2 separate regions of the Mus musculus genome follow, and region 1 is linked to region 2. A link is a loop called in an ENCODE intact Hi-C map of the cell type or tissue named here. Cell type or tissue: heart. All regions are shown on one strand. Each heading gives the region's core, and the rest is flanking DNA. Links, peaks and the distances in the headings are about the cores only.

Region 1 (5,373 bases), core at 321-5,320, 45 kb before region 2:
ACACTCGTGTGATATAATCTATACAAGCCCTGGGAGAGAATCCTTCCTTGGTTCAGTTAATGGTAATAGCTGGTGCTTATCGAAGGTGTAGCTTTCTGCCAGACATTGTTCTAAGGCTTTGCAAGCACGAATCATTTAAGCTTCAAAGAAGTGTTAGAAAGGCTGGAGAGAGGGTTCAGCGGTTAAGAGAGCTTCATCTTCCAGAAGATATGGTTTTATACACACACACACACACACACACACACATATACACACACACACACACTAAAACAAAAGGTTTTTAAAAGATATCAGCCTAGTCATAGTTATCATTATCCACACACATCACAGGTGAAGAAACAGAAGGGATTAACTTCTTAGTCATAGGATCCTAGGATCTTATGACTAGTACGCAGTGAAGCCTGTCGTTGACATTAACTCTGATGATTGGAAAGCCACAGCCCTCTTTCTTCATTGGCTTTCACCCTTTGAGGCCATCCATAAAAGATGACAACAGGTGACAAAGCAGAGAGAAAGAAACCAAACCATGCAACATGTGCAGCCAGGGTGTTCAGGAAAGGGGAACTTCACCAAAGGCAAGTGCTGAGGAGGTTGCCATGAGTCACTCATTCCCTCAGAAGCCCCTCAGTGCTGACTGCATGGGGAACAGCTGTTACACTCCCTCCCCTGGACAGCAGCCTTTGTGCTCTCTATCTGTCTGAGTTACGTGGTGGGACATAACATGCAACCCTAGTCCCAGGATGCATGCACTGCCCGCTCTTCAGTATGTGCTTCTACACAGCTTTTCCCTGCCTTAAGAATTTTCCTCACAAAATAAATTCCTGGTGAGAGTCTTAGACTCTGAGATTGGTAAGAGATTACCAACCACACAATATATTGGTCTAGCAGTGCAGGATGTAGCTTACAATAAATGCAAGGCACTGCATTAATAAATGGACCACTTTATGACATGAATTGCTTTGCAAGACTTCTTGAAATCTATGTGCCTTTAAATGGAGAACCTTTTGAGATGAATTTTTAAAAGTGGCATCTGCAGTTGTTTACAGCTCATGATTTTTTAAACAGTGACTCAGTTCCCAGGAAGAACTCAGAGTCTCTTTTATTTCTTAGGTGTCCCGCCTGACTTCTCACGTCTCTGGGGTCATGGCCATTGTCTGGGCACCAGTGGGATTCGTGGACTCTTCCCTCATAGACAGTGGGCTAGAAGAACTGGCCGTGGAATGTAAACTCCTAACCACAGTCTAAGTGATGTAACAGGCTCAAGCATCTAGCGGTAGGTCGTGGGAAACTGCACAGAGGCTGGACAATACTTTTTCTCCTGGCGATGCTTGTACAGTATCTGCTCCTGGTTCCATGTGGTCACCCTCTGTCCCCACAGTAGAAAAGGCAGCCTCTAGAAGTTTCTGGTCAGCCTAAAAGCATAAAACCAAGACACAAGTTGATCCCAGGAGAGAGATGGCGTGTGGAAAGCTCACTGGCCAGGGCCTTACCATAGCCACAGAGTCCCCCCCTCATTTGACTGCTGGTCCCAGGATACAAATGGTGTGTCTACCACATTGCCTCTGGTTTCAAATTGCTGGAATTCCCCACTGCTAAGCAACATTTTTCACATCAGACCAGCACATTGCCCCTTTTGAGTCTGGCAGTCTCTTAGAAGACAAAATCCAACAGCCCTGGTACAACCAGGAGGAGGTTGCCGTGAGTCAGGCCAGGCCTTTTCCATCAAGCCACCAGCTGGGAGGACCTGGAAATTCATCTTAATTTAAACAGCCTGGGCAGGAAGGAGGCTGAAGCATTGAGGCCTTTGTTGTAAATGGTTCTGTGGGTGACCATCCTGGCGAGCACCTCTAGAGGCACATTGCAACCGGCAGGCTAATTCCTCTCCCTGGAGTGATTATCTGGTTCAGGTTAGCAGGACAGAAGCCACCCAGAAAGAGGCTTGAACTCACAGAAATCGGATATTTTTTCCCTTTTCACCACCTCTGAAGTAGATGTTTGTTAAATACTTGTCATTTCTGCGAGGCAGTGATGTTTAGACAGTCAGGAACCCCCTCAGGGTCTCATTCATTGTGTGAGGCCCAGAAATGCTATGGGCAGTGTGCTCTGGACATAGGGTTTGGGGCATGTTAAACCAGAACAGTATTTTGAGTTGCTTTGTTGAGTCTTTACAAAGCCAGAAACATAGATTGTCTTTCCAGAATAGGCGAAAAACTGGCATTCATCACCTGTGTTTGCATGTCACCACATGTCACCACATGTCACCACAGAGCATTCACCGTGCACACTGCTTTTGCCTTTGTCATAGTATCTTATCAAAGCAATAGAAAAGTAACCATGGCAGACCCTGGGGCTGGCTAGGCCCAGTAATCTGTTTAAACAGGTATAGAAGGATTCACACAGGTATCTGACAGCCTTGTATGAAGATGCCTGCCCAAGCCGCTGGAGCTAAGGACCTTGAGACTCTGCCACAGGTAAGTCTTCTGCAGCTTCCTTTTTCTTTTCTTTTCTTTTCTCTTCTTTTCTTTTCTTTTCTTTTCTTTTCTTTTCTTTTCTTTTTTTTTGACTGCTATTTTGAAAGACCACGGGGGTCATCACAAACATTCTCAGTCTCCCATCCTTGGTTGGATGCATGGCCTCCTGCTGTCCCAGCTGGCTGCAGCCTCAGCCAAAGAGACAGGAGTCAGGATTAGATCCTTTCCCAGGTACATATGCTCAGCCAAACCAGCAAGCATCCAGGGCTTGGGGGTCTGACTCCAGAAAGGAAACACACTGACTGCTTGCTCTCCTCCAGACCCATGGCTTCTGAGATGTCCTGTTTGAGATCGCACCCTCTGCTGATGAAGCAGGAAGTCTCCTGGGCTGGTGATCAGCCCTTCCTAAGACACAGGCTGGGAGAGGTCGGGTGTACCTGGAAGGGATCCTGGACCCTCCTCTCTTGTCTTCACAGTTCCCCCACTGGAGTATATCCAGTGGGTTGCAGGCTCTCACTCCCTTCAGCACAACCCTCTTTATACTGGTGGCTCCCAATCTCTGAGATCTATTGGAATCATTGGGAGTGTTTAAAACTGACTGCAGGCTGGTTCCCACCCCCAGACATTCTGACTTAATTGCCATAGGGTGTGATCTAAACATAGGAATGTTACATTTCCTGAGATGATTCTACTGTGTAGACAAGTTCGGAGCCAACGAGTCAGGTCCCTTGAGACCTACATCGGATGGTTATGAAGCAACACAATTCAAGACACTCAGGGTAGAACAGGGTTCCAGCGACACACAGAGAAAGTTGCATTTAAATAGAGTCAAGACCGAGCAAAGATCTAGCAAAGAAAGGAAAGGAGAGAGTAACTGGGGTGGGTGGCTATTGGATTCTCTTGTGGAGATGACGTCAGACATTCCTCTGCGATGTTAGAACGGGAAACACATGAAAATAGCCATGACTGCAAATGGAACGTTCTGGGAAGCAATGGCATGTTCTTGGAAGGAGAGAGAATAGGACTGAGGGAAGAAGAGGGGAGAACAGGGAGGCCTGGGGGAGGGGAGGGGAGAGAGAGAGAGAGAGAGAGAGAGAGAGAGAGAGAGAGAGAGAGAGAGAGAGAGAGAGAGGTGAGAAGATTTGGCTCCCAAGCCTCTGTCCTCAGAGAAACTGCTAGAAATGGTATAAACAGAGGGGGAGAGAGAAGGCTTGGGTTGGTGTGAGGAGTTGGTGAGAAAGGATAGCGGCTGACCCAAGAAGAAGCCTGAAGCAACACAAAGACCAAAAAAGAAGAAGGAGCCACTCCTGAGAAGATGGAAGAATTCAAACGTGGTCGGTGACCAAACACTCCCAGCCTAAGGCGCCTGGAGTTGGAGGGTTTCCAGGGAAGAAGCTTAGCACACAGCTTCTGGTCACATAGGTACTCAAGGGAAAGAATAAGACCCTGCAGTGCCCTCAGTCCCTTTCCTCCTCCTCATGCCCCCAAGAGAGGACCCCATACCCGTAGGTGGGAAGGCCAAATCCCCCCTCTTGGAAGTCTCCTAGGGAGAGAGGGCCTGTGCTTCAGGAGTAGCCTAGGAACGGTGCCAAGGGGCAGACAGGCCAGCTTCAGTCTCAGCTCCCATGTTTGTTTATCGGGGTGCAGAAAAGCAGCTCAACCCTTGAGCCTGGCACCACTCTCATTCTTAGATCACACTCTAGTGACTTTGGGAGAGCCATCCAAATTCTGAGTCAGAGAAAAAAAGAAAAAGAAAAAGAGAGAGAAAGAGAGAGAGAGAGAGAGAGAGAGAGAGAGGGAGAGAGAGAGAGAGAGGAAGGAAGGAAGGAAGGAAGGAAGGAAGGAAGGAAGGAAGGAAGGAAGGAAGGAAGGAAGGAAGGAAGGAAGGAAGGAACCATAAAGATAAAAACCAAGGGAAAGCACACAAGCTCTTAAATTCTTGGAGGAAAGATTTTATAGTGACTATGTATAACATCAAGAGACTCCTCATAATGGGATGGTGACCTTGTAGCCCACCTGCTGTGACAAGCCCCTACAGAATGGAAATGTCAACCATGTCACATGGAAAAAGGCTCTAACTTCCAGCACACCTCAGCACAGACTGGGAAGTCCCAGCTTCACTGGGGAGACTATCCGGGAAGATGCTGGCATATGACACGCATGCACCCCATTCCATTCTGCTCCCTACCATTTGACATTGTTCTCAGGAGGTTCCGAAGAGATGCTCAGGGAAGCACATTGTCTTGTGAGGGGCCCATCATCAAATGTGTCAGGATACTGAAGGATCTACTCGCCAGTGCCACTCCCTTTGGACATGGTAGACCTTTAATGCTATTACTCTGGCCGCATCCTCCCTCTGGCCTGGCCTGGCCTGCCAGCTATGCTTGAATGCTCTGAGGATTCATACTATAACTCTTCGAGCCCAGTAGCCAGGAGCTGCCTTGGTGGCTCCAGTATTTCTAGTCAGCAGTTTCCTGCGGGAGAGAGGTCCAGTTGCTGGCAGCCCTCCCAGCTTTCTGTGCAGCCTCCAATTTATCATGACCACTGGCCTGGGTGTCACAGAGAAACAAAAGGTAGACTGGCTTCCTCAGAGTTCAAAAGGCAGCAAGGCCTGGGGGCCATATGCAGTCACTTGCTCTTTAAGAGACAGGAGAGAAATAAAGGCCCTGGCCCCTTGGAGTCACAGAGGGCGGGATGGTTTGTCCTGCAGGAATGCGATGACCAAAAGGGCATCCCTGTGAAGGCCCTTTCTGTTCTGCAAATGCATCATGGGAGAAAGCGGCCCCTCCATAACAGAAGTGACCATTGTGAGGTGAAGGAGTTTGCATGGGTCTATGGAGGCAAACAGGAATTCCTCTGCCAGTGAGAAGATTTAGAAGGGCAGAGTAACCCAGAGGCCATT
Region 2 (5,373 bases), core at 290-5,289:
ATCTCCAGGTATGCTGGGTCCGTCTGGGAGTTTGAGGAGTGAATACTGCTTTAAAAAGAAGCTGCAGGTAGCTCTTAGAAGGAGTGAACAAGAAGTGGGAACCAAGCTATTTGTATCAGCCGAGGTCATCCTGGGTGAGCGGAAAGGTTCCTGTCCTGGTCTCTGGAATCCATAATAACGAGCATAGAGCAGCTGCTCCTGCCACGGCTTCTTATCCTGAGACAGAGAACAAAGCCGGACAATGCAGAGACAGCTGTGAAATGTCTTTGTTAGTACGTGGATGCTGAGGAGGGCCGTGTGAGGCTTAGTGAGCAAGACTGGTGCTGAACCCACCCTGGGGAAGGAAGATCACCTTCAGTGAGAGGAAAGTAAGCAACAGACCAAACAAGGAGCAAGCATGACCAGAGAACAGGACTGGGCAGACACAATGTAACATAACAGAGGCTAGTACTGACCCCCACCGAGGGCTGGGACAACACTCCCAGGGTGCTGAGTTGTGTTCTCAGCCCCAGAACTCCACCCAAACTGCTCCTCTCTTGGAGTGCTCAGGCTGGTGGGGCATGTGGGCTTGAGTATCTTCACTACGTGAAAGGCAGCCCCCCTGGTTTCTGACACCCCTGAGCGTGGGCTTCAGCGCAATACTCTCTGGGCGGTCACAGCAGCCCACAGGTACAACTCCTCCCTCCTGCCCACCAGGGTCTCAGGGGTTTGCTGCCCACTGATTTATAGACTTCAATCCCCTTTCTGATTTCAGCGAGGCTATTATTTGGGATTTCCACAGAAGAGGGTTTGAGGCAGGCCAGCTCTGAAAAACCCAGAGGTGCTGTATAGTGAATTTCCCTCGTGGGAACAGCAAAGCCTGGTGGCCGCCTGAATAAACATTAGGCTGGAGGTGGCATCACCCCTCTCACCCCCATCAGCCTGCTGGGCTGAGCCAGCTGATGTCCCCAGGGCAGGAGCAGCAGCAGCCCCTTTGTGGCTACCTCCACTCAGACACCTCCCAGGCATGGCTGCTGGCCCTCCCTAAGGCTCTGCCTTCCTCACACCAAGGGCCTTTTGTGGGGCATTTCTTGGAGGTGTGGGGTGTGGCATTTACTCAGTCCGAGTGCTTAGGATCCTACCCTGGCAAATAAGTGAACTGCATGACCTCATTCCTTGAGCTCTTCCCCTCTGGGACAACTGCGACCATGACATTTACGATGTATATAACTTGCCTCACGGAGAGTGCATTGAAGACAGAGAGAAGGATGCCTATCTGGCTTAAGCCAGCATACTACATGGTCCCTGCCAAGGATCCTGGCACCATTAAGTGGAGGGTGGGGAGGGAATTGAAAGAGCAGGCACCCCAGAGGGCTGGAACAGAAGGCTGATCACAATTAAAGATCTGGACGCTTGGCTATGAGTCCCTAGACTAGGCAGAGCTAGGGAACTGGGGAGTGTTCAATGAAGAAGTGCCACGTGCTAGAGAGACATGCAGCTAGGCATGGCAGACTATCAGCTAAGCCCATACGATCAAAGGGGTAAAGGTACCAGTGCTAGCTGTGGCTAGAGGTACAAAGAGCAGAGGAAGAGAGCGTGTGAGCTGGGCAGAGTCCCTAGGCAATGCAGAAACAACACATAGTTGGAACTGGGCTCAGCCTGGGCGTTCCTGAGCACACAGCTCAGTAGCTGGTCAGCAAACACTCTGCTGAGGTGTAGAAGCCAATGCATCCAAGTCCGCACACTGGGGGGGGAGGGCATGGGGAAAGAGTGTCCTTGGGGTGCAAATTCTACCTTGGACTTTCATAGCTATTGGACGAGGGTGGACATGGTAGGTAGAGACAGAAGGTACCATTGATGCCTTGCTTAGGGCAAAACTGTCAGAATCAGAGAGAAAGGTGGCAGAGCTCTGGCATCTCTCTATGGCCTTGCCTTTCTAACCAGAACCAAGAAGAGAATGCGGGGAGAACGGCTCTGGAGTTCCCAGCCAGGCTATGTAACTAAGCAGTCAATGATACCTCTCCAGGCCATCTGGAGGAAGAATGAAGGCATCCACCGCACCCAGGCTTGCTACAGAGAACAGACAAAGGGTTGTGTGTGGCTTAGCGCTTAGGGTGAATCAGGCCTGGAGGTGATGCTGAATAGCCCTTACAGTCATAGAAGCAGATGCTCAGATGTGAAAGTAAAGAAGAACTATGGATGGTATGGCTGAGGCAGGCTGGAAAGAAAGGATCCTGGGATACATAAGATGCTTGGCAGAAGCAGCTGGGCCAAACATGTAAGCCAAATGTTGCTCCCAAGTCATGCAGCAGGCTACCTGGAAGATACGGCTAGGTGCACACCAGGCTCAAATACTGATAATAGCAAGCTTGAAGTGGTCTTGCAACAGTATTGTACACATGTGTTGGGGTGAATGGGGTCTACTGTCTCCTCCCCTTCTAAGCCCTCAGGGTTACAACCCAGAGCAGGTGGTCAGAGACAGCCACCCTAGCTGACAGCTGTCTCCCAGCTCTTACCGAGGGAGCTGGAGTGAGTGGGAAGAGCAGCTGGGAGCAGCTGATGCTCCTGATGGCAGGGCAGAGAGGCTGTAGCCCAGTCCCTCTGACCACAGCTGGTGGAGCAGGCAGACACGGTAAGGGAGCCACCAGCTGCTGCTCCAAATCCTCCCCCAACTAAACAGCTGCTGAGCATCCTGTGTGTGTCAGGTGCTGCTGGGCCAGGACTGGGGAACAAAGAACACAACTACCCAGCTGCCCTCAGGGGATCCCAAACTTGGAAAGGGAGTCAGACCAGATAAGTCCTATATCCCCAGAGATGAGTTTCCATGTTAGTCGGAAGCCTCAGACACCCCCAAACCAAGCCATATGCTCCCTTATGTCCTGGCAGCTATGGGCTGTTCGTAAGCCAACAGATGGAAGGCTGACTCCTATACCTTTAGCCAAGAAGTAAGGCTTGCATTCCACAGTGGCAAATTAGATATGAAGCATATACAACCCCAGGAGAGGTGATTCGTTGGCTTGAACTCATATTAAGATGTAAATTGAATTAAGGAAAGCTGAAATGTATATTGAAAACATCACTGACCCTCGGCCTCTGCAGAGTGTACTCTGCTGGAGACGCGACGGACCTTCCTCTCCAAAGCCACACTTAAGGAAGCCACAAGGGAGAGAAGACTACAGAGAGCCCTTCTGAAGAGGCGGTTTTGATCGGGAGAGTGAGCACTTGGGATGTTTTGATGGATGGGAGCCAAGGTGAGAGGGTCACTTGGAAAGCAACGGTTTCCCCTAACTCACTGCCAGCTTTGCACAGGTGAAAATTACATTTTCCTATACGTTAGTGCAAATACATAGCCCCCGAGTAAGGAATGTTCCTCTGATGTTGCCTTCTGAGCCAGAAACACAGAAGCCAACAGAGCTTCAGATTTGGGGGAGAACGGCATCAATGCCTGAGCAAGGGTATCCTAGGGAGAGGGCTAATTCTGCACCTGGAAAACCTTCCTCAGAGGCAATGGTATCTGGAGAAAATGCTCCCCAATGTCGTGCCCCCCCACCAAATGCTCATCTGTGCACAGGGTCAAAGGAAAAGCCACATACCAGGAGGGGCAGAGCTCAGCAACAGAAATTGTGCTTCGAAAACACGTAGGCACGCATGTATTTGGTTTTCTTTCTTTGCTGTTGTTTGAGATGGTGTCTTAGGTTAGCTAGGCTGGCCTTGAACTCCCTATAGCAATACTTGAATATGTGAATCATCTCGCCACCAGCACCTAGAGGCTGGGATTACAAGTGAGCACAGCTTGCTTGCATCATGTGTCTTACAGGTATGGGCGATGCAACCACACATATAGAAATGTATATACACAATGATAGACAGGCATATTTAAATACTTATACAAAAGCATTTATAGGTGTCCTGCATTTGGAGGGGGGACTCCACAAAGATTTGCATATTTTATGGAAATCTCACCCCATAGAGCCTCCACAAGAGAGCTGGTTCTCTCAACCGTCTCCCCTCCACTATGTCCTCTGCCTGTGAATACATCTGATCCTGGGAGCAGTATGCTGTACTCGATGCCACAGCTCATACTTCAAATCCTGAGCCTTTAAAACCCACTTTCAGGCTTAGGCAGCCTGTAAGTCTCTGTAAGTGTCCTTGGCACACCTGTAGTTCAGGATGAAAAATCTTTTCTTACACTGAGTCAGTGCCACCCAGGTCTGTATGGAATGGGCGGGGTTTCTTGTTGTCTTTGGAAGCTATAGGTTTCCCTCCGGAAATTCCAATTCACATCTCTCCTGGTATATATGTTCTGTGTCTGGCTACCTTTCAAATCCAACTCCCCCATCACTGTCTCTGAATTCCCCTCCCCTCCCCAGCCATTGGCAGAAGCTGGGGCAGCTTGAGCCTTCCATGTTGAAGACGTTTGGCTGTTTCTTCTTGGTGGACTGGTTTCAGAAGCAGGGTGCATGTTTCAGGCCTCCCCAGAGTGACTAGGAAAGGTGTTTGGGGCTCAGATTTTGGAACTTAACAAAACGGTTTCACTCCAGTATATCCCCCTTCCCCAAATAGAAAGCCTGATATTTTCAAGTGCTGGTGAAGGTTCATATCTGTCTGAGGCAGTATAAACTTATACTCACTTGAGAAGACTGTTTGACAACATTCCCTTAAAGTCTGAGACAGCAGTTCTCAACCTTTGGGTCACAACCACTTGGGCTGCATATCAGTCTCGGATATTGGCATTATGATTCATAACAGTAGCAATGAAATATCTTATGGTTGGGGGATCACCACAACCCAAGGAGCTGTATTAAAGGGTCACAGTATTAGGAAGGTTGAGAAGCACTGGTCTAAGCTAACTAATGAGCCATTCACTCCATTACTTGTCCTATGTAATAAAAGCTGCAAGCAAGCATGTGCCAGGTTATATGCACAAGGCTATTCATACACAGCGGTGCTCCTGAGCTATTCTGAATATGAATCTGGAAATAAATCGCATGTGTACCATCACCAAATGGATAGAAAAATTGCATTATATCTATATAGTAAAACAGTACACAGGAATAAAAATGGGTGGATCATAAGACACAAAAGCAACCGTTAAATGTTAAAAATGTGAAGCTGAGTGATAGCAGCTCAGCACATACACGTTCGTGAAGACACACGTGTTCTGTAGGATTCTATATACTCCAAGTTCAAACGTAGATGAAACTATCATAGTAAGGACTCATCCTTAGAGAAGAAACCTATACAGAAAAGCAAGGAGGGGGCTGAGAGGTGGATCCCTGGCTAAGAGCACTGGCAGCTCTTGCAGAGGACAGGGTTTCAGTTCCCAGCAACCACATGGTGGCTCCCAACCATCTGTAACTCTAGTTCAAGGGGACCCGATGCCCTCTTCTGACT

The links. Hi-C counts contacts between places; a loop is a spot of excess contacts. Peaks named below come from ENCODE experiments on the same cell type or tissue, not always from the same donor. Only the 100,000 strongest peaks of a DNase experiment are listed, where the experiment ranks them.
Region 1: it touches region 2 in a loop (1.9-fold over the local background); 3 of 42 quality-filtered maps call a loop at or near these places.

Annotation. Positions count from the first base shown.
Region 1 is chr1:170,697,702-170,703,074 of GRCm38, reverse strand. No RefSeq gene overlaps it. Among named protein-coding and RNA genes, the nearest start is that of Gm23523, 51 kb to the left of the region's middle. In heart, for the core only: no CTCF peak of the experiment used is centred there; a DNase peak (open chromatin) is centred at 3,344; H3K27ac peaks cover 671 bases.
Region 2 is chr1:170,652,947-170,658,319 of GRCm38, reverse strand. All of the region lies in intron 3 of Olfml2b (olfactomedin-like 2B), which reads right to left. Among named protein-coding and RNA genes, the nearest start is that of Olfml2b, 11 kb to the right of the region's middle. In heart, for the core only: no CTCF peak of the experiment used is centred there; a DNase peak (open chromatin) is centred at 2,619; H3K27ac peaks cover 1,788 bases.